Linked DNA regions of Mus musculus: regions 1 and 2 are each linked to region 3. Evidence: chromatin loops called from intact Hi-C (ENCODE). Cell type or tissue: left cerebral cortex. All regions are shown on one strand. Links, peaks and the distances in the headings refer to the core of each region. The heading gives the core; the rest is flanking DNA.

Evidence for each region. A loop is a pair of places that touch in the nucleus more often than their neighbours do. Peaks named below come from ENCODE experiments on the same cell type or tissue, not always from the same donor. Only the 100,000 strongest peaks of a DNase experiment are listed, where the experiment ranks them.
Region 1: it touches region 3 in a loop (2.7-fold over the local background); 1 of 42 quality-filtered maps calls a loop at or near these places.
Region 2: a loop joins it to region 3, with 3 times the contacts of the local background. A loop is called at or near these places in 1 of 42 quality-filtered maps.

The regions. Positions count from the first base shown.
Region 1 is chr13:43,090,420-43,097,963 of GRCm38, forward strand. Phactr1 (phosphatase and actin regulator 1) reads left to right here. Exons shown (of 14, transcript NM_001302635.1): 8 at 4,330-4,577; 9 at 6,231-6,387. Among named protein-coding and RNA genes, the nearest start is that of Gm15813, 28 kb to the right of the region's middle. In left cerebral cortex, for the core only: a CTCF peak has its summit at 4,123 (motif pointing left); a DNase peak (open chromatin) is centred at 4,139.
Region 2 is chr13:42,862,215-42,869,758 of GRCm38, forward strand. All of the region lies in intron 3 of Phactr1 (phosphatase and actin regulator 1), which reads left to right. Among named protein-coding and RNA genes, the nearest start is that of Gm52053, 150 kb to the right of the region's middle. In left cerebral cortex, for the core only: a CTCF peak has its summit at 2,156; DNase peaks (open chromatin) are centred at 4,157, 4,628 and 5,230; H3K4me3 peaks cover 1,797 bases; H3K27ac peaks cover 1,458 bases.
Region 3 is chr13:42,913,127-42,920,670 of GRCm38, forward strand. All of the region lies in intron 3 of Phactr1 (phosphatase and actin regulator 1), which reads left to right. Among named protein-coding and RNA genes, the nearest start is that of Gm52053, 96 kb to the right of the region's middle. In left cerebral cortex, for the core only: no CTCF peak of the experiment used is centred there; DNase peaks (open chromatin) are centred at 3,131, 3,577, 4,316 and 4,844; H3K4me3 peaks cover 2,547 bases; H3K27ac peaks cover 1,627 bases.

The DNA.
Region 1 (7,544 bases), core at 2,146-6,145, 180 kb after region 3:
CAGCTTCGTTTTAAGAAAGCGGGCGCATGTTGTCCAGCGGCCCAGGATTAGTCTGCTAAGATAAGAAGCACACCAATAGAACATTTGTCTTTCTCTTGGACTTTAGTCAGGAGGAAGCTGTGCTGTTCCCTAAATAGGCTAGGGTACTCAGCCTTCCTGAGTAGGGGGTGTGTTTGGAGTTCCTTTCTCCAGAAGTTGTAACGGTGTAAATGAATTCATTTTCGCCCCTGTTCTCTGTCCTAGGAACCAAAGACTCATACTTCTGAAACTATCTGGGATTTGTATCTGATGAGTACTAACTTCTACAATACACAGGCTGACCCATAGCCTACCTCTTCCCGGCACTCTCCATCTCTGATGGTGAAATCAGTCATGGTGGTCGTACCTGATATCGTCTTTTAGTATCTGTCAATATCCTAGGTTGTGCTTGACTGAGTGACCAGTAGGAATAGTACTAGAAGCCAGGATATGGAGCCAGGAAGACTGTGGGTCAGTCACTAGCTGGACCTCCTGGTCTTCGACTCCTCCTCAGTTAAATGGGCAGAGATGCTTTCTGACCTTGTAGGCTGCTGCAAAGTCAGAGGGAGAGACTGGTGCTTATTATACATGATGCTGGAGATTGCTGACCAGCAATACACAGAAACAGCAGCTGGTTATCAAATGCTAGTCATTGTGATATATCCATTAGTGGGGTGTTTCTGGAAGAGAGAGTGCAGGGGTGTGTGTGTGTGTTTGTGTGATGGGGGTCATTATGTGTGCGTGTGTGTGTGTGTGTGTGTGTGTGTGTGATGGGGGGGCATTATGTGTGTGTGTGTGTGTGTGTGTGTGTGTGTGTGTGTGTGTGTATACATGTATGTATATATGTTTATATGTGTGTGTTGAGATAATCTCCTGTGCAGGCCTCACCCTCCTGAGTGCTGGGTTTATAGACATGTGCCACCACCCTTGGTTACCAAGAAAATCAAAGAATAAACAATCAAGCATTGGAACAGGGCAGAATTCCTACTAAAGTGAGCATGGTAATTCAAGCGCATATTCTCTTTGGGAGCACACTTCCTTTTTCGTCCTCTTGAGGATCCAAAAGCGCTAGTGGATAGACACCAGATTTAATACTAGGCAGTCTATAATGCTCAGGACAGTCCTCAGGGCCTCTGCTTCTCAGAAGCTAAGACCCGAGTTGCACCACCCCCAGCTTCGATATTGATTAGAAAAATCAGTTCAGACATTTTGATGGATTCACATAGATTCCTTGAAGACACGATTTTCCTGCTTATACAAACTGAGGCATTCTGGCACATGGTAGATTAACACTTCAGGAAGATGACCCACCGGTGTCAGTCTGCAGCTGTGTTTGCAATGTCCCTACCAGGTGGTTGTTAGCCACCTATATGGGGGTCCCTATTTTTCAGTGCTGGAGGTGACAGGTGCTTTATATCTGTCAACACAGCTAGAGGTCCCTTCCTGTGGAATCCTGTTCTATTCCGAATCTCATGTTCCTATCTTCAAGGAGAAAAAGCACAGACCTTTTTTTTTTTTTTTTTAAATCATAGACCATCTGTCTTAGTAACTTTAATATTGTTGTGAAGAGACACTATGACCTAGGCAACTTATAATTGGGACTTACAGTTCCAGAGGGTTACAGTCAATGACCCATTGTGGCAGAAGGCTTGGCAGTGGGCAAAGAGGCAAGTGGGCACTGGAACAAGAGCTGAGAGCTTATGTTGTTATCTACACATAACTCGGAGGGAGGGAGGGAGGGGGGGAGGGAGGGAGGAAGGGAGGGAGGGAGAAAGAGAGCTAGCTAACTGGGAATTATGTGAGCTTTTGAACTTCAAGGCCCAGATGCAGAGACATACCTCCTCCAACAAGACCACAGTCCCTACTCCTTCCAAGCAGTTCTACTAACTAGGGACCAAGTATTCAAATTTATGACCTTTGGGGTCCATCTTCATTTGAACCACCATGCCACCTATAAGGTTGGGTTTCGTATCTCCTTCATCCCCTCTCCCCTTATCTTTGGACCCACTTTGGAGCTTCCTGCCTCAAGGCATTCTTGTTTTCTAACTTTCAACATTTTCTCACACCAAACAAGAATACCTATTATCTGCCTCCCATCCCTAACTCCCAGGTGTCTATTCTAAGCTCTGTGCCTTTCAGAGAGCGTGCTAATTAAATTATGAAGATAGAGAGAGGTGTAGGCAAGGCTGGGACAAAACACAAGCCATGAAATCACAGTTGTGTCTCTTCCATACACGCCTACTTTCCATGATACCCAAGAAAGATGTCCAGGCACAGCTAGAATGTAGTAGCTATCTTTGATCCGTAGGAAGGGCAGCTTCGAAGGGCAAAGCAGTAAGATGCCCACTCAGTCCAATTTATGGTTAAACATCGTACTTGTCACCTAGAGACCACCCGTAATGTGTCCTGCCTACCCGTGGCTCCCATTGCTGTGTGTGCAATTAGCTGGGAAATGGGGCATCTCTAACCACTAATCTCTAATAAAATGCTGCACTGTTGTAAATACATGATTCTGTCCCATTCGGTAACTGTTGTTTCCAAGTTGATTTAGTTCACTGCCTCGAATAACATAGCTCATAGGGTGTTAACTGGATCTCCCATTTGCTTCATTGAAGAGTTATGTGGAAAATACAAAGAGAAAATCAACCCCTTTGGAAACAGTGAAAGGAAGGAAGTTAATTGAATTTAAATTAGACACAGCAATAACTTAGACCATAATTGAAAGGTTCCAGGGAAACTCATGTTTTCATACAGCATAGTAAGATTCCTTTAGGATAAAATAGTGTAATCCAAAGCTCTGATATATAATATACCTTCACACTCCACTTGTTTATGAATGTCAAATACTTTTTGAGAAGTCTTTAAATAAGGATATAAACTCTATTTTTGATGGTTCTGAAAAAGAATAAAAATTTTATCCGAACTGGGGATGTATGTTAGTGATGGAGCACTTGACAAACATATGTGAGGCCTTGGGTTCAATCCACAGTACTGGAAAAGAGGACAGAGGGGAGGAGGGAGGGAGGGAAGAGAAAGGGGAGGGAGGGGAGGAAAGAAAGAAGGAAACAATGACTTGTTTCTGGCTCCATACTCCCATTATTATTTTTAATATTATATTTAATATTATAATTCATTTGTTTTTGTTTTTCCTTTGTATTTACTCTTCTTATATATCACATCTCAACTAGGAGTTTCCCCTCCCTCCCCTCCCCCCAGCTCCTCCCCCTAACTTCCCCCCTCTCCCCCACCCCTCCCCCAATCACCTCCCCTCAGAAAAGAGCAGGACATCAACTAAATATGTCATCACAAGCTGCGATAATAACAGGCACGTATTCTCACACCAAGGCTGGATAAGGCAACCCAGTAGGAGGAAAAGGGTCCCAAAGGCTGGAAGAGTCAGAGATAGTCCCTGCTCACACTGTTAGGAATCCCACAAGAACACTAAGTTACACAACCAGAACATACATGCAGAGGACCTAGGTCAGACCCATACAGGGGCCCTGATCTCAGTGAGCCCACCTGAGTTCTGGTCAGCTGATTCTACGAGCCTTGTTCTTATGGTGTCTTAGACTTCATACAAAAGGACTCCCTGTTGCTATGAGCTCTTCACATAGGCTTTATTAGGAAACCATAAATGGTTTATATTGTCCAATTGTCTAATAGTGGATGCTTTAGGCGTCTCTTTCACTGAAACTATATTAGATCAGCGTTGGCTTTGAGGGCATCGTTCTTACAAAACTGACCAGTAAGGTGGGCCGGGCGAGGAGTTAGGCTAGGGTTGGTTACCCATGACTGCCTGCTCAACCCTGACACCGTCCTAGGAAGAGTACTTCCTGGACATGGTCCACGGCCATGTCCACCTTGATGTCCAAGCACAGGGCTCAGCCTTCCATCTACCTAAGCTCTCCTCTTCCTCTGTGTCTCCATCCCGATCATGTCAAACTATCCTCTCTCTCTGTTCGTGCCGCTGCTCTGTGTAGCTTTTGAAAAATAGAACCTCACTTACTAGCCTCTCTATCTGAGATCAAGTTAATCCTTCCCCCAGTGAGAAGGTAGGTGGGTTGCAGAGGAGCCCCCCTTCACTGGTTCAAAGTGTGCCATCTAGTGGCTATACATTGTTGTGCACCCACCCATCACCACCATCCATCTAGCGTTCTTCTGTTTGGCTCCAGGCTACCGTCTCCACCAGGGAAGCACTGCCCTAAAAGGACAAACTGTCAGATAAGCAATCTATCACATGGCCTGGGTGACCTTTGTCTCAGAGATAGGGACAACTGAGGTGAACTTCCCCTTTCTTTTCTTTTCATGCAGCTCCGAGCAACGAGTCCCCTGTTCCACGTCTTACCACAGTTCTGGTTTGCACTCAAGCGACGGCATCACAAAAGCAGGACCCATGGGCCTTCCGGAAATAAGACAAGTGCCAACTGTTGTGATTGAATGTGATGACAATAAGGAAAATGTGCCTCATGAACCCGACTATGAAGACTCGCCCTGCCTGTATGGCCGGGAGGAGGAGGAAGAGGAGGAAGATGAAGATGATGACGCCTCTTTGTACACCAGTACGTGCAGGCAGGCTGTCCATGACAGTGGGGGAGGTGTGGGACTGTAGAAACAGCACAGAGCAGCTGCCTGAAGATGTGGTTTTAAGTGGACCTTAGGTCACAGGACGGCTCAGGTGACTTCTCCAGGCCCCTTAAGCAGTAATAAGAAAGCATAAATCTCATGTATACAGCATCATAGCTATACACATCACACAGCTATCTTAATACCCCCTACCTATGCCTTGGTTGCTTTCTTGAAGTATAACCCTCTTTTTCAAACAATAAGGGGTCAGGGAAGGGAGAGCTTGAAAATCTACTGCATGTGTGTAAACCTAGCGACTGTATATGCAGTATATTCATGTTCAAGTGTAGCTCACCAGCTTCAGAAAAGCTGAACTTAAATTCTCCACTGAAAACCTTTAACTATATTGAGAAATAGAGAAAGCAAGTTGGTAATCTATCACTCTGACCATGAATAGGTAGAGTTTAACGGTGCGAGGATAGCTATGGCTGATGTGGGGCAATTGTTTAATAAGTGAATTTATTAATACAGCCGTCACATGTTGCCTGGATGGGGTGTTCCCAACAATGAGCTAAGACTGTGTCCCCATAGCTCTACCTTCAAGCACACTTAGGGCATCAGCATGGTACCCATTTTACTGGTAAACGGGGATAATGGAGAAGAAAGAGTAAAAGTGAGGCAGGAGAAAAAATCAGAGAGGTGCAGTCAGGGTCTGCAGTGACCCAGGATTGAAAGGGGACAGCTACTGAGCCTGCGTGTCAGGTGGTGCCTGAGAGTTGAAGCATCTGTGCCAGGGTGTCTCACATTTGTGTGCTAGACCTTTAGAGCCAGATTATTCTCTGTTACGAAGGTGATGCTGAGCATTGCCTTCAAGGGTCTTCACCAGCTAGACGACAGGACCAACCTCCTGACTGCCACCTAACTGACCTTCAACAACCCAAAATGCCTCTAGATATCTCCTGGCTACTCACTAAAGAGCAAAGTCAACTCTGGTTGAAGTCCTGGATGCTCAGGAACCCGTGTGTTCAAAAGAAAGAGCCATCCCAGAATATTGTCCCTCTCCCAGTCCTCTGCTCTGCTCTCACCCCACATGGTCCCACACTGACCGCCACACTGGGTTATCTCCCTTTGGATGTCCTGAGTTCCAGGAAACTGCTCTGGTCTGTCTCCTGATGGTTCCCAGCATCTGTGTTACCACTGAACATATTCAGATGTGGATTCCCACCAGCCTGCTCTCGGTGGGAGTACCCACTCTCCTGGTGGGAGTACCCACTCTCCTGGCGGCAGCCCCCTTCTTCGGAGCCTTTCCTGGCTGCCAAGACCTTTACCCTGTCTGTTCCTCTCCCCTCTATGGCACTTCACAGCTGGCCCTGTCCTCCGTTGTGATGTTGCTGCATCCTGGAGATTTCTAAAAGGAGAGATCCAGTCACAGGCTTCCCTTCCCTCCCAATATGCCCCATACTCACCCTGTGGGTTATATAAAGCCTGATGATGGCAGCGACCCTAAGAACTTGGACTTTAGTGTTCCTGGCACTAAAGTATTATGCCTTTGTGTCTCTCCCCCTGCCTGTTGCTTTATAACCTGCCCGCAGTTGGCCCCATGGGCATTCAGGTGTCTCTGTTAACTGACTGATTTCTCCCTCCTCCAGGCTCACTGGCCATGAAGGTGTGCAGGAAGGACTCCTTAGCCATCAAACTCAGCAACAGGCCCTCTAAGCGAGAGCTAGAAGAAAAGAACATCCTCCCCAGACAGACGGATGAGGAACGGCTGGAGCTCAGACAGCAGATTGGCACCAAGCTCACCAGGTAAGAAAGCAGCAGCCCCGCCCGTCTGGTCGCAGGACAGTCTCTGTGGCTACGTGTATTGCCCATCGCTAACCTCCTTCTTTGTGTCTCTTAGCAACTTGCTGCATAAAAAGCCAGTGGATAGCAACCTGTTTTGTCCCTAAGTTTGCTTGTACGGTCCCTCTCCTTCACTCAGCCAAGTCTTGGAGGTTTTGCTTGATTCAAGGGTTAGGATTGAAGACCTGTATGTAGAGGAGTTGTGGTTTGGTTAACTACAGAGACAATCAAGCACACTTTCTGTTGTGTAGTCAAGAATTTGGTAGTGATGCCCCATTGCTACTCTGGGATGCTTCTTGAATGGTGTACATATGGTTATTAAAGACATATGTACATAGGCATAGCTTTGTGTTCTAGTAATGTTTTAATATAATGTGCGTTTCATCTATGACTAAGTCTGCATAGTATCAGGTAACATTGTTGAACACCTGCTATAAGGGCGCCGTGCTCCTACGCATTTTACGATATATATATTAAATCATTTCTTCTGTGAATTTCCTATAAGATGGGCATGCTATTGCTCAAATTAGAGTTGTGGCCATCAGGCTTAGAGAACCTTCGTTAGGCTTAGTTACTTGCCTATTATTTCATATTACTATAGATAGGTTCTTTCGCATAATTAGATTGGATTCTTCCTGGAGGATGTTGCGGTAATGATACAGGGCTGTGTGAGAAGTAATCAACATTGATAGGATTTAGCATTGGGTAACATGGTCTTCAAATGAGGGAAACGAAAATATCAGAAAACACTTATCTATGTTTTCTCATGCACTTGCTCGCTCGTGTGTGTGTGTGTGTGTGTGTGTGTGTGTGTGTGTGATCATATCCATCTATCTCATTGAAATGTAGTGGTGTGGCTACCAGTATCTCTATTGGCCAGTGATAATTACAACTCTCTAGAAAGCACAAGCCACTTAGACACTATGACTATTAAACAGTCATCTTTCTTCTAAAGGTAACTTCCATGAATTCTCATCCATCGATCTCGCCCTCTTCCTTCTACGGCTGCTCAAAGCACCCACACTCATTCATGTATGAAATGGAGGCAATAGCCACTCTCTGTCTTGTTGGACATGACAATGCCCTAGGTGTCCCCAGACCTCCTTCCTTAGGCAACATAT
Region 2 (7,544 bases), core at 2,065-6,064, 50 kb before region 3:
TTTTGCTTTGTTTTAACAGTTTTGGGTCCACAACAAAACTGAAGTCAAGGGGCAGTATCTTTTGATCTCCACAACACACAGCCTTCCACATTGTCAGCATCTGAAAGCTGTACTCATTATAACAGGTTATCTTTCAACACCACACCCTGGTTCAGAACTCATGTCAGGGTTAACACTTGGCGCTATATGTTCAATGAGCTTCCACAATTACATCATGATAGCAATGAATGAGAGTTTTCCTTGCATATGGTCTTTCTTTGCATAACCAGTCTTTCTAGTGGTTAAAGTGCCAGTAGACTAGCTAGAGCAGTAGTTCTCAACCTGTAGGTCCCAGACCCCCTTTGTCAAACCCTTATCTACAAAAATATTACATTACAATTCATAACAGCAGCAAAATTTCAGTTATGAGGTAGCAACAAAAATAATTTTATGGTTGGGGGAATCACTATAACATGAAGAACTACATTAAAATGTCCTGAGTGTCCCAGGTCACCATGTATCCACACCACACAAAGCACTATCAAAGTGTGTCTTCTTTGCCCCGGCTATCTGTGAATTTGAAGACTTAAATAAAATGTAGAAACACTGAAAATATAATAAAACCCACATGCATTAGTCTGTTGACAAATAAGTTAGCATGTGAAGATGCAATTCATATATGTTGGAGCTGTGATACTTTACCAGTTTTTATGGAACAGTGGTCATATGAATGACCTTAACTTGTTCAAAGAAAATAATTGAGTTCAAGATGCCTTGTCTATTAAAAATTGGCCATAAATCATCGTCTTACTGATTCGTTGCCATGGGATTAAGTGCAATGTACAAAATGCCTAGGACAGGGTCTAACACTAAGTACTAAGAATATTGATGTGTAGTCATGAGAACAATCATGATAATGGTGCTGATTTATGGATTAGGGGAAGGAACGGGGGAAGATATCTGAATTCCTCAGGCATATATTTGTCATATTGCTCATGAAGATGATGTCATGCTTCAAGGTGAACTCAAAGGCAACCTGTACATGAGACCCGAAGAGGTCATCATCGTATGATTATGGTACATTGAGACGTGTTATAATGCATCAGTTATCCTTACACTGGGTCTTCCTGTGTATCACGGGCTGACCCCAAGCGTGTAATCCTCCTGTCTCCTCTGCTTGAGTGCTGGAATTACAGGCATCACCATGCATGGTTATACTAGATCTATTTATAAAAGTGGTGCGGTGACATAGATAGGAGAATCATAAGAGTAAAGAGCTACAGTCAATAGCTGAACAACCCTTAGAAACGAACTGTATTCAGCCAGACATAGGCATTGTAAGGATGGATATTCCAGGCACAGAAATCTGACTATAAACAAAATCATGGAGACCATGTCACAGGAAAAGACACAGACAAAACAGAACCAAGCAGTTGAAGCAATGAGGCAAGAGAGAAAATTCCCTGAAGCCAGTTATAATAAACCTTTATAATAAACCTCCAGTGTATGACATGTGGGGATTTTATCCAAAAGGGGATGATTTTCTATTAAAGCCTTTAAGTCGAGAAGTTATATGATGTAATGCCTGAGTTTGATGCATATGCACAGTGACGGCAGGGTAGAAAATGAATCTGAAGGGAGGAGGCAGAGCCTTGAAGACCAGGCTTGCATACTTGGAGTGGCTTGGTTATAGCCAAGACCCTGTGGCTTAGAAAGGTGGCTGGTAGCTTTGTTAAGACTGCATGGTTTATTTTAGGGGCTTCAGGAAATGAACAGAGAGGAGAAAGATACACATGACATGGGGTAAAATGTGACACTGAGTAGTCTATCTAGAACAGTATAGATGGCACAAAGAAGGAACTTTCTACAAACCCAAGATTTATTTGTTTTTTCATTTATGCTTCCCTGGTGACACGAACGAAGCTAAATCTTTGGTATTATCACAATTCCAAATTTATTTAATAGTTTCCTGTTCTACTTAGAAGATACTAATTCAATGATGCTATGGACTTAGAACCAAGTGAATATAAAATCCTTTTCTATTCATTTATTTTTGTTATTGCACTTGTTCTATTATTCCATTGTTTGTTACATTTATTATATGGGCACACATGCCAGGGCACATGTGTGGAGATTAGGGGACAACTTGGGGGAGTCAGTTCCAGAGATCAAACTCCGGGTGTCAGGCCAGCACCAAGTACCTTAGCCCAATGAATCATCGTGCTGTCCACAAATTCTTCCTGTAACGTTTCTAGGCAATACAGACACATGTATTACCAAAGAATGAATTCTAACCCAACAATGGCTACGTATAATCCAGGGTGAGGCTATCTAATGTGGTAATCACTAGATCTGAATACATGTGACTACTGAGGGCTTCGAATGTGACTTTGACTATTCCTGTGGTGTGATATAAACATAAAATACAAATTAAAAGTCAGACATAGAAAAAGGAATACATAATAGTCTATCAGTGTTTACTAATTACATGTTGAAATCATATTTTGAATATATTCTAAAGATAATTTCACTATTTTTTTCTTTACGGTGGCTACTATAAATTTTAAGATTATGTATATGGTCCCTATCCTAATGATTTCTATTGATGAATGCTTATCTACGAAATTCAAATTATTCAGGTAATCGATGTATGTTTTCCTATTATAATTCCTTGCCCACTCACAGGTCCAGTCCCCTGATTATTTTCTAATATATCCCAATGTGTCCTCATTGCTATTAAGAAAGTAGTTACTCCGGCAGCTGTCACAACAGGCTGTACGGTATTTACTACACCTGCAGGGTGAGACATAAACACCATTCTGTCATTCCACTTAGATTTTCCTCGCACATATCTGGTCTTTGCAAGTCAGAGCACGGAAGGCCTGATGACTGCTAATTCCTCACTGGCTTCTCTAAAGAGGGTAATAGCAGTCCCTACCGGTTCACTTCAAAGGGTTGCACGGGTAGATAGTTACCTTGGCATTAGCAAAGGCAGCTCTAAAGGCACTCCACCCATCTACTGACCACTTCTTTAGCGTTGGTCATGGGCTCAGTTTCCCTTGGGAGACGTGGATGGAGGGTCAAGGAGGGGAACTCAGAGGCTGCAGTTACTGACTATTCCCAAAGAAAAGCGAGGATCCTTTTCAAGTCCAGCCCAGAGCTTGCGGCAGGCAAGGCCCAGCTAACTTGGGAGCCTGGAGGGACCAGAGGCCACCCCTGCATAAAAATCATCTTGGCATCTTGTGAACTAGACCAACAGGCTGGGGTTTTGTAAATCTGGTCATTTTGCAAAGAGCCTCGCTACATTCTCAGACATTTCTCAGTGGCCCCTGGGCATTATTCAGCAAGACAAGGCATATGTAAATCAGGTAAACTGGAACAGAATGGAATGGGGTGAAAGGTTAAGGTTTCACTTTCCATACCAAGCTTGGAGCTTTTCCTTGGCCACCATATGTCTTTGAAGTGGTAGGGGAAGGGTGTAGACAGATCAGGTTTGGGGTGATGTAGGGTGGGAGGTGGCTGAAGACCCCTCAAGTCCAACTACCTTTTGACTCCTAGAATTAAGTGATGTGGCAACAGTAACAAACACTACAGCCTTTAGAATTTGCGCATGTGTTATAAAGCTATATGAGACTTTTCAACTCTGGGTTCAGACACTTATCTGAAACCGTTCAGTCCTTAATCTCAAGAAAGCTACCGTCGTTACACCCTGAGAAATCTCTTCTTGAACAGCATTTAAGGGGTTCTGTGCCCATGGCCGAAAAGGCTGTCCCCAAACGAAAATTCCGGAAAAGGTTAATTGTCAGAGTCTGATGTTTTGAGTATCTTTGAGGATGTAGATGATGCGTGGGGGTTTGGGCTGGGGACCTAAGGTGAGGGAGCGTTGCTGTTGGATCAGTTTAATTATACAATGGAGCCAGGAGAGTCGGGTGATGGGATTGCTAATTCCTTTTAGAAGGAACAAACTGCATATTAAAAAGCTCAACAAATATTCAAAAAAAAAGGAGGAAAAAAAAAAAAAAAACCAGCAGCTCAGGCGGTGACTGAGAGTTCCAGACTTCTCTATGGTTGAGTCCTTGGGATCCTCCCAAGCTGAGCCTGTGGAGCTGAGCTGCGGGGCGGCTGAGTCTCAAGACTCCCAGAGCTTGGGGCTGGTCAAGTGCAGGTCCAGGGTCTGGGTTGGATCCCCAGGCTACTTTCTGTTTCACTTCGAGATGTTCCTTGCTTCCCAAACCGGTGGCCTCCCAATTCCAGTGAAAGGCTGGACTCCTTGGAGACCTCCGGCTCTGTGAAGGTAAGAGGTCACCGCGGCTAGCCTCGGGAGGGGGGTGGGGGGTGGGGGGAGGTAGGTACCACCGCCCTGCAGAGTCTGGGTGGTTCCACGCAGGAGGGGAATCTGCCTGCTGCTCTGGGATTCTAAAGAGGCTGGGGGTTGGAAGTGGGTGGTATCTGAGCTTTGAAAGGGAGATTAAATGGACCCCTGCTGCTGAGATGCATGGCCACCTTCTGTGGGGTGAGTTGGATCCGTCTCCCAACTTCTCAACGAGGGAGCTGGTCAGTGGCCAGGCTCTGGCAACGCCGCGAAGGGGAAGGAAGGGGCTGCCTGGCACCGCAAGGCTGTGTGTGTAGCGTCTGTTTGCAGAGCTCAGCCCCGGGGGAGACTGTGTCTCACTCTGTGAACGCACAGCTGTTGAAGAGCTAGAGAGCAGCCCCGGTGTGGATGTGTGTGTGTGTCAGTCCAGAGATCTAGGCTGTCTTTAAGGTAGGAGCAGGAATCTGAAATCATTTTTGGTGCTTTTTGTGGTTTTCTTAAATGCCTTTTGTATTAGTTTTACACTTTGCATGGTTTAGACTTTTTCTTTTCGGGAACTGCCAGCATCAACTGATTTGGTTTTAAAATCTTCGAGCCCAGTTCCCAGGCTGTCCCTGATTTGTTATGTAGTCTATCCTTGAGGATTGGTCTGGATCTGGTAATGTTTTGTAGACCAGGGTATCCCCTCACAGACTTCACTGCAGTGGAGACACCGGGAGCCCCGGATGCCTGCTGAAGCCAGCTCTTAGGAGCCTTGGGAAGTTTCTGACTTAAAGACACAGGAAAGGCAAAACCTGAAATCAAAAGCTGTTCTTTGGGGAAGGTGGACTCGGGGAAAGCTGTATGTAGTTACAAGTGAAAGATAACTTGAAAATGCAAAGGTTATAAACAAGGACCGGGTTTGGTGGTGCATCCCAGCAACGTATTGTAAAGCTTGCTGCAAGAAGATGCGAATCAACACCGAATCTGTTCACTGGCTCACTCTGCACAAGAATTACTTTAGTAGACCATGTTGGCACGGGCTTCTAGAGAAGCAACTACATACACTAGACATGCCTTACAAGAGTTGGTTTCTAATTGTTATTCTTCTCTGGCCACCTGAGGTGCACTAAACACAGCATAATGTTGCTAAAAACAGAAGGGGGAAATGTCCTTAAGAATACCGACTAGGAAGGGATATTGAAGTTTCTGCCATATCTTATCTTTTCTCACCTTACTCCCAGATTTGGGCAAATTGTGTGAGGTGAATGTGTTGACTTAAGCAACTCTTTAAAATGGAACCGTTATTATGTGACAGGGTATTACACTATTCAAATAGAAATGTCTTATGGCTTTTAAGTCTCCAGGACCACACACCACACTTGAAAATCCAAAAGCCCTGTCATGAATTTCTGCCAATTTGTCTTTCTTGGGCACCTGACACGGTATTTATTCTGATACCCAACAAAGCCAAGAGATATCCTGAAGTTTTAAATTGAAACCAACACTTGAAGTACAGGTGCTATAATGTTACAAATATTTATGATAAATATGAGAGCAGCTCAGGTGCCACTTTGTAAAGGCCATACATAGTAGTCCCTGGGGAAAACCTTGCTTAAATGATTGAGTTTCTTTTGTCTGGATTTTTATCAGCTAGAATGTGCTAGAGACCCTTATTTCTGCACTCTGACTATATACAGAAGACTAAGATTCTTTTTAAGAATATTATTTTTATTTAATTTTTCTTATTCCCTTTATATCCTGCTCACTGTCCCCTCCCAGTCCCCCATCCCACATTCCTTTTTTTTTAATTTTTAATTATATTTACGTTCAGAAAGCTTAGCAGTGTACACTTAACCCAGTTTAGTAGTGAGTTCTTCAGCCTTTTCCTTTAGTTGCCTCCCCAGTGGCTGGGGATCTCGTCCTATCTGTTGTAATTGGTCCTAACAGCTTCCACCAGCTTAGCCAGAGCACCCCTGTCTTCTGAGTTAACCTGTGTGAAGGCAACAGCAGAATGTGTCTTCTGTTAACAGGAACCTGATAAAGCTGTTTCCTGAGCAGCTTTGCCAGTGCCTGACAAATATAGAAGAGAATGCTCACAGTCATCCATTGGATGGAGCACAGACAGGGTCCCTAATGAAGGAGCTAGAGAAAGTACCCTAGGAGCTGAAGGGGTTTGCAGCCCCCTAGGAGGAACAACAATATGAACTAACCAGTACCCACAGAGCTTCCTGGGACTAACCCACCAATCAAAGAAAACACATGGTGGGACTTGTGCCTCTAACTGCACATGTAGCAGAGGATGGCCTAGTCAGTCATCAATGGAAGAAGAGGCCCTTGGTCCTGTGAAGGTTCTATGCCCCAGTATAGAGGAATGCCAGGGCCAGGAAGCAGGAGCGTGTGGGTTGGTGAGCAGGGGGAGGGGGAAAGGGATAGGGGCTTTTGGTGGGGAAACTAGGAAAGGGGATAACATTTGAAATGTAAATAAAGAAAATAATAATAATAATAATAATAATAATAATAACAACAACATGTCTTCTTGTGGTCCAGGTACCCCAGCCTGGCCTTTCCCTTGATGATACAGTAGGGTACCCCCATCTTTCGACATAGTGCAGGAAGGAAAACCACCAGCTCAATAGGGTCTATGTCATAGGCATCACCACCAGCTGAGCCTTCCTTCTTGTTCTCTACCAAGGTGGTGACTGTATTGACCCCTGCTCAGAGGACAGGCAGTGTCTGAGTTTGCCAGCACTTTTCTTCTCAGCATGGGCCAGCAGCCTTTGTGCCTCTTGCTTTGTCTCTGGCCTGTACTTGTGGGCAAGCTTAAGCGGCTAAGTAGCTGCTTGTCTGTTCAGGGCCTGGGTGAACTGGTTAATGGCAGGAGGTACTTTGAGCCACTTACAGAGGATGGCCCTTGCTGCTGCAGCCTAATGTAGCAGGGCCATTTGACGAATCGTGTGAGATCTCTTTTGGGCTAGATGTCCTGCCCAATGCCAAAATTCATGGGCCTTTTCTCAAACTAAAGATTGACCACTTTTTTGGCCTCCAGTTACTTCACAACATTCCCAGGGCTGGGTCCACTTTCTTCCTTCCCCCTTGGACTTCTTTCCTTTGGGCTAAGCTGGAGGACAGAGCTCCCTTCCACATTCTTAAAGATGGCCTCCAGACACTGCAGAGCATGGAGCTCTGAACCACTTAGCTTTGAGTATATTGCTTTGCACGCTAATTTCCTACAGTTTGATGATATGTCTGGGTTTGGGTTCCCACATTTTCT
Region 3 (7,544 bases), core at 1,397-5,396:
TGATGCAAGGGAGAGGAAAACTGCCAACGGTATCAACTGAGTTAAGCCAGAACAGGCTAATCATTAGGCATGAGTTGTCTGTGGGTGGAGACAAGCACAGGTCCTGTAAAAGGCATCCCTTGGCACCACGAGCTGTCTGTTAGGATGCTTTAACAGCCGACGTCAGAAACAAGCTTCAGCAAGGAGGAACACAGTGCACAGAACAAGGTCAAGAGCAAACACAAGGAACACGTCCCCATCAGCCCCGCTACTTGCTGAAGTAAACTGGTGCCAGAAACCGCCAGATATAACCGCCAAACACTACATGTGTTGGACTCTGATCGTCTTAGCCAACCTTCTGTTGTAGCAATAGGAGATGGCAGCTCTGTCCTTCAGCCTCAGATATAAATCTTCATACATCTAAGAAAAACATGGTGGTGGTGGTGGCAGGGGGGAGATGATCTGTCAGCCTCCCAGTTGACTGTAGCAGCTGCTGGTTACACGTGGCTGCTATCCTTTTAAGTTGTAGCTAGTGCAACTGAGAAACTGGGTCGTAATTTTATTGCCCTGTAAAGTATTAGTACATAAATAGCTTCATATCACAAACAGGTACCATCGGGCAGCACCAGTTAGAGGCTGTAAACTCAAGGAGGACAGCTAGGAAGAGAGAGCACCAACCAAGTAGCTGTCCAAGGCAAGTCAATTCTTCTTGCACATTTCTCTTAAATGAAAGGCCCCCGCCTCCAGGACATATCCTTTGATATGTGAGCTTTTGCTAGCGGCTATGTCCAAGTCTGCTATGCTACAATCACAATTGTACTTGGCCAATTAAGATCAGGACACACAGCCTTGGGTCAGGCTTAGTATTCAGGGGGTGAATAACAGATTGCTTCCAGTCCAGTTGTTTTAATGAGGCCAGGTGGGGTTGACGCAAGTCTTCTTATTCTGACCTGTGGGGCAGAGAGTGAAGTTGGAAAGGCTGGCAGGGCTCAAAATACTGTTTTAAAAAGATGTAATGTCCCCAAACCTAGGATACCCAAGATATAAGATATAATTTGCTAAACACATGAAACTCAAGAAGAATGAAGACTGAAGTGTGGACACTATGCCCCTCCTTAGATTTGGGAACAAAACACCCATGGAAGGAGTTACAGAGACAAAGTTTGGAGCTGAGATGAAAGGATGGACCATGTAGAGACTGCCATATCCAGGGATCCACCCCATAATCAGCATCCAAACGCTGACACCATTGCATACACTAGCAAGATTTTATTGAAAGGACCCAGATGTAGCTGTCTCTTGTGAGACTATGCCGGGGCCTAGCAAACACAGAAGTGGATGCTCACAGTCAGCTAATGGATGGATCATAGGGCTCCCAATGGAGGAGCTAGAGAAAGTAGCCAAGGAGCTAAAGGGATCTGCAACCCTATAGGTGGAACAACATTATGAACTAACCAGTACCCCGGAGCTCTTGACTCTAGCTGCATATATATCAAAAGATGGCCTAGTCGGCCATCACTGGGAAGAGAGGCCCATTGGACTTGCAAACTTTATATGCCCCAGTACAGGGGAACACCAGGGCCAAAAAGGGGGAGTGGGTGGGCAGGGGAGTGGGGGTGGGTGGATATGGGGGACTTTTGGTATAGCATTGGAAATGTAAATGAGTTAAATACCTAATAAAAAATGGAAAAAAAAAAAGATGTAATGTGCTCTGGACACACAGTTCCTCGCTTCTTGGCAGAGCTAAGAGGAAACCTAAGATGAAGGCAAGGCCTAAGGATTAGAAAATCTGTTTGCCCATGACATGAGATTCATCCCTTTAGGCATCCGAACAACATCACAAATGTATCTTTGTCATCTCCCAGATACAAGGTAGTATGAGCTGGGAATCCAGTGGCACCTAATCTGAGAAGAGCAGAGGCAGTGCCATTACCTCTAGGGCTGACGACCTAGCTGAGAAAGGGAGATATTACCAAAGACCTTGATGGACACTTGTACAAAGGGGCATCTGATTAAAGAGAGCACCTCTCCAACATCTGCCCCCTACCCTGGGGCTGACATCCTTTCCAGGGCAGAGGGTGGCAGAACACACCGACTTACCAATAAGATAAAAGTGAAACTGCCTGTGCCTGTTTGGGCTGACAAATGATTGGATGGTAGATTGTGTGCCTAGAAACAATACGAGGTAGCACGTGACCCTCACAAGGGTGCCAAGCCTCTCTGGTTAGGGGAGAGACAACAGCAACCTTGGTGTAGTTCAGTTTCCCAGAATAGTTTGAAGTTAGCATCCAGAAAGTTCTTGGTAACAACAGGAAGTGACTGTCCGACTGTACATTCTTTGATTGACACTATTTTGGTAGGTTCAAATAGAAGGAACTGGGTATGGTAAGGTTGAGGCACAGAGGGAACGGGACATTGTGGAGTCTGACACACCTGGCTGTAAACAACAGTTTCTCTTGTTTACAGTTCCTCAAAATCACCCCACCCCCACCCGGAGCTTGTTAACTGTTACAGAACCCTGGGTCTCAACAATGGCCCAGGAAACCAGAATCTCCAGGCCTCAGGGTGTTTGTTTGTTTGTTTGTTTTTAAATAAATAAAGCATTTAAGATGTTTGTAAAGTGTAGCTTCTCTCAAAGCCTAGATTCCCTGAAAAGTTCTTTAAGAGTCTCGGGATGCCCTATAAATGATGAGTGGATTTTAAACACAAAGCGACCTTTAAAAGTCACTCAGAACCATCAAAACCTCAACAAATGAGACTGTGGCTTTGCCTTCTTTCGGGAGCTGTTCTTTGGAAGTCTTCGAGGCAGACAGGGCGCCTGCCTTGCTCGGCCTGAGATCACAGAGCAATGGCAGCTGAGGAGCATTCAGTGAACTAGCTAGTGTCCCTAAAGTTGCATGTTGAGGGTGGCTGGAAGATGGGTTTCCCCCTTTGACTTCAACTAAGGACCCTGGAGTAAAGTCCCCTTCATCTCGGGGAAGCTTTCCCACTGGAAGCAAAAGCAAGGATGCTGTAACAGGTTGTCTAGTCCTGGGTTGTGGTTGGACCCGCCTGAGAATATAATTTGTTCTGGCCTCAGTTCCACCCTAGAGCTGGGACAGCCGCCTGCTGTAGTACATCTTGCTTGCGTTTGGCAGCGGGAGTCCTGGAAGGGGGTGGCTGTGGCATCCTGCCCTGAGTTTCCAGAGTGAAGGTGGCCACAAAACCCCGCCGGCTGGGAGCTGCGGGGCGCTGCGATTCACCGAGGGGTGGGGCTGCCCCGGGGAGGCAGAGCCCAGGAGACCCAGAGCTTCGCTGATAGAAGAGCGGATTCAGCCCTCTGCAGCCCTTCCCACCTCCACCCCGCCCGGGGTCTCGGGATTTGTCCAGGCTCGAAGAGGTCAAGACCTCGAGCGCGCCATCCCGCCCTGCCCTGCCCCGCCCCGCAGTGGCGCTGGTGTGGCGTGGGGGCATGCGGGCGCGGCCGGGGGACGCGAGTGGCAGAGCCCGGGGCAGCGATCGGCGACCAGCCCCGGACGCTCGGGGAGCGGATGGCGGAGCCCACGCGCGCCGCGAAGCCGCGCTGCAGACAGGGCGCCGTGCCAGGCGCGGGCGCCGCCGTGAAGCCCAAAAAGAAAGCTTTTTATTTGCTGAGCATGAAGCCCCCGAAGGACCCCGCCCCCAACAACAATAACAACGTGTCGTTTGTGATCCACTGTCAACTGGGCAAGGAGATCAAGCACATTTGCAGCAACTGCAGCCGGGGGGAGGACGGCCGCGACGGTGAGTGCCCGGCGCGTCGGGGAGGTGGCGGGAAGGTGGCTCTGTCAGTCCACGGACCCGGGTGCTGACGGAATCTGCCACCTGGACAACTGTGGAGACCTTCGCTCCCCGCAGCCGGGCCCTGCACTTTGCAGAGTGTCACCGGGAGCCAGTGGGCTTTCAGCAGCGCCCAAAGAATCAACTGTAGGCTTTTTGATTTGACAAGATGGGGGGTCTTAGGGGATCTGTCCACAGCAGCAACAGAAGCTTAAAAAAAATGTTACACCTGTTCCCCCACCCCCACCCTCACCCCAACCCCCAGCCCCATCTCTGCTGTGAAATTTGCGGGGTTACATTACAGATTGTGGGCTTCCTTCAGGTGGGGTCCCTGGAAGAAGTCATTGGCCTTGACCTCTGAGGGACCCAGCTCACTGAGCATTTGTGGAGTTGTTTGGAATGGTGTCTCTTTAGAGTAAAATATGGCTGGGGTATTTGTTTGTTTGCTCGTTTGTTTGTTTATTGAGTGCCACAGCTCGTCCCTCTTGGACAGATGCCCAGTGCTCAGAGTGGGGGAGGTGCAGGCAGCAGCCCTGGGCAGAAAGAGCCAAGGACCAGGGATAGTTGGCCCTGGAGCAGGCAGAAGCCTCTTCTTGTGTGTGGACTCCTCTGTGGAGGTGCCTATATAGGAGTCTCCTGGCAATTCCCCAGCAGCTCGGTGTGCAGATTCTGGTGGGCCACTGAAGGTCGCGGAAAAGTTTTTAAGCAGCAGATGTAACAGAGGCCAGCCCTGAGCTCAACGCTTAGCTCCAGTTACACCTGCTTGTGCAGGCAGCTTTTCAGTGTTCCCTTTGGAAGTACAGAGATTACTTAGACACCCCCCCCCCCCCAGTTCTCTGCCGGCCTCGGAAGTGCTCCGTAATGAAGTGACTGCGGATGGCCTAATGTCTTTTCAAAATTAGAGTCCTGCTCTCGTAATTATAGTTTTCTTTGATTAAAATGTGAGAGAGGCTGGGTGGTGTGGAGCGAGCAAGCGAGTCACCCAAGAGCAAACTGGGACAGTCCCGGAGGTGGGAGGACAGAGAGAAGCCCTTCCTGTTGGGTTTAATGGTATTTGAGTCACACATGTTGACATGCGTCTGTTTCTTATGTTGGCATGTGTCTGTTTATTATGCTGACTGCTAAACTGGAGACAGCAAGGTGAATGCATGTGAGCAGATTAATTGGACCCCAAACTAGACCTTTCCCATACAGTATAATGGAGAATGTGTTTCGAGCCAAGCTACTTATTAAATGCCAGTCACTCTGTTGACTGAACGGTATCCCAAATGGGCTGCTTCCCCATTCGTGGGAGTTTGTTTAAATGAGTGTCTCTGTGCACTACTATAAAAAGGGAAGGGTGTTTCTACACTCAAGGATGTATGCTTATGTATGTAATTATGAGCTCCATCACCGCTAACATGTGCTGTGTGCGGTTCAAGGCTGGCATGTATTTTAACCTGCCATCTGCCTTCCTTTCAGGACTCGTGCTTTCTCCATAGCCTCAAATTTCAGAATGCTCTCAGAAGTGTGTACTGAGGATGTTCTTGTATCACTTAACATGATACACGTATTTAATCGCAGAAGATCCATATATGAGGAGGGCTAAGGTCGTCGTGTCTAAGTTTTACCTAATTTTGTACCACTATACCAGGTGTGTGGTACTCTCATTTGTTGAGCCAAATAAGAGTGTGGTACCGTTGGGTTCATTCTTTTTCTGTATGGCAGGAACATCAGAAAATTTTATTTCATTCACTGAGTGTGTGTGTGTGTGTGTGTGTGTGTGTGTGGTGTGTGTGTGTATGTGTGTATATGTGTGTGAGTGTGTGTGAATGTGAGAGTATATGTGTGTGGTGTGTGTATGTGTGTGTATGTGTGTGAGTGTGTGTGAATGTGAGAGAGTGTGTGTGTGCATGTGTGTGTGCATGTGTGTGGTGTCTATGCCTGAGCCATGTCACCCATACAGAGGTCCGAGAAGAATAACTTCGAGGAGTTAGTTCTTTCTGTCCACCACGTGGGCCTCAGGGATCTGCACCAAGCGCTTTAATCTGCTTAGCATTTCACCCGAGCAATGGCCTTTTTCAAGTAAATGTATGCTCAGGGCTTAAAGGGGACAGATTTCTCCCAAAACTTATAGAGAAAGACCTTCCTTTCTTCTCCTGCTTTTTCCTTGCGGTGCTGGGGATAGAACCCTGGGCCTTAGACATGCCAGGCGAGCTCTCTCCCAAAGAACTACATTCCAGCCAGAGAAAGATGCTTGCGGTGGCTCTCCCTTCTGCAGCATCTCTCACTCTCTAAGTCTGCCTCATCCCTGATCAACCGTAAAGAGGCCACGTAACTACATCCACAAAAAAGTCTGTCCTGTTTAAGTAGTCTTCCTTAAAATGACGATTTTGTTGTAAACACTTGAAGCATATTTTTATAATTTTGCCACCTAAAGATCTCTAACCAAATGTCTTTTGCTGATATGTAGTAAATTTTAAAAGAAAAAAAATATTCTTGACTAGTTGAAGAGAATATAAAAATAAATTTAGCCACTAACTTCTTAAAATTACACTTATTCATTTGTGTGTATTTGTGTGTGTGTATGTGTGTGTATATGTGTGTGTGTGAGGGTGCATTGTGTGTACATGTACACATGCCATCACACATGTATGCAGATCAGAGGATACCCTATAGCACTTAGTTCTTGTTCTTGTTCTCCCCAGGGACTGAACCGAGGTCACTGGGTTGTGGTGTCCAGTGTCTTTATTTGCTGAGCCACTCGCCAGCCACAGCGATTATCTTTTCTTTCAAGTTATTTTTTTAATGCTCTTAATATTTGTGCATCAGCCTTAAATATGGTTTTGTTGACCTTATTTTTAACCCAATCGCTTTAATACTACTAATAACAATAAGCTGTAGAATAAATCCACCACCCATTCATGGCCGCTTTGTGCTTCTGCCCGTCTTTGCTATCTCCCCCCTGGACTGAAGCTGCTCTCAGAAAAGGGAGTGGAGGGATGTAGCACTTCATTGCTAAAGGCCACAGAGTTTCAAACACAAGATAAAACAAAGGCAGATAACATTTTTTCTCAGAGCTCCGGCATGTTAGTTTTTAGATCATTTTTATTTCTTCCCTTCCACAACATCTAGGGCTCAACCTTCCTAATGCAGCGACCCTTACATACAATTCCTCATGTTGTGGGAACCCTCTCCCAACCATAAAATTATATCATTGCTACTTTGTAACTGTGATTTTTCTTCTGCTATGACTCATAATGTAAATACCTTAAATACCTGTGTTTTCTCATGGTCTTAAGCGACTTCTGTGAGAGGGTTTTTTTGACCCTCAAAGAGGTTGTGATGCACAGGCTGAGAACTGCTGACTCAGAGAAATTGGAATTATGGTGTGTGTGTATGTGTGTTTATAGCTACATGTCCTATACTCTTACTATCTCAATAAGCTAAGCTGATCGGAGCCACAGATGAGGAGAAACAGCAGAATTTTCTGGTACATTTTTCAAAAACTCTCCTTGATCTATTTGTTTGACAGGCTGACTGGTAGGAAGAGAGGGGGGAAAATTATCCCTAAATGAAGTAGAAATTGTGTATATTGAAAAGCTATGAGAAATGATTACATTTCCACTAAAATTTTATATTGAAAGTGACTGGGAAGATACTATTTCATATACAAATGATTAAAAAGCAAATATACAGAGAAATCCAAAACATAAGGGAAATATTTCAGTATATCATTTCATGAACTTTCAATTACTATTTTAATTCCTTGTGAGTCTTAATCATGG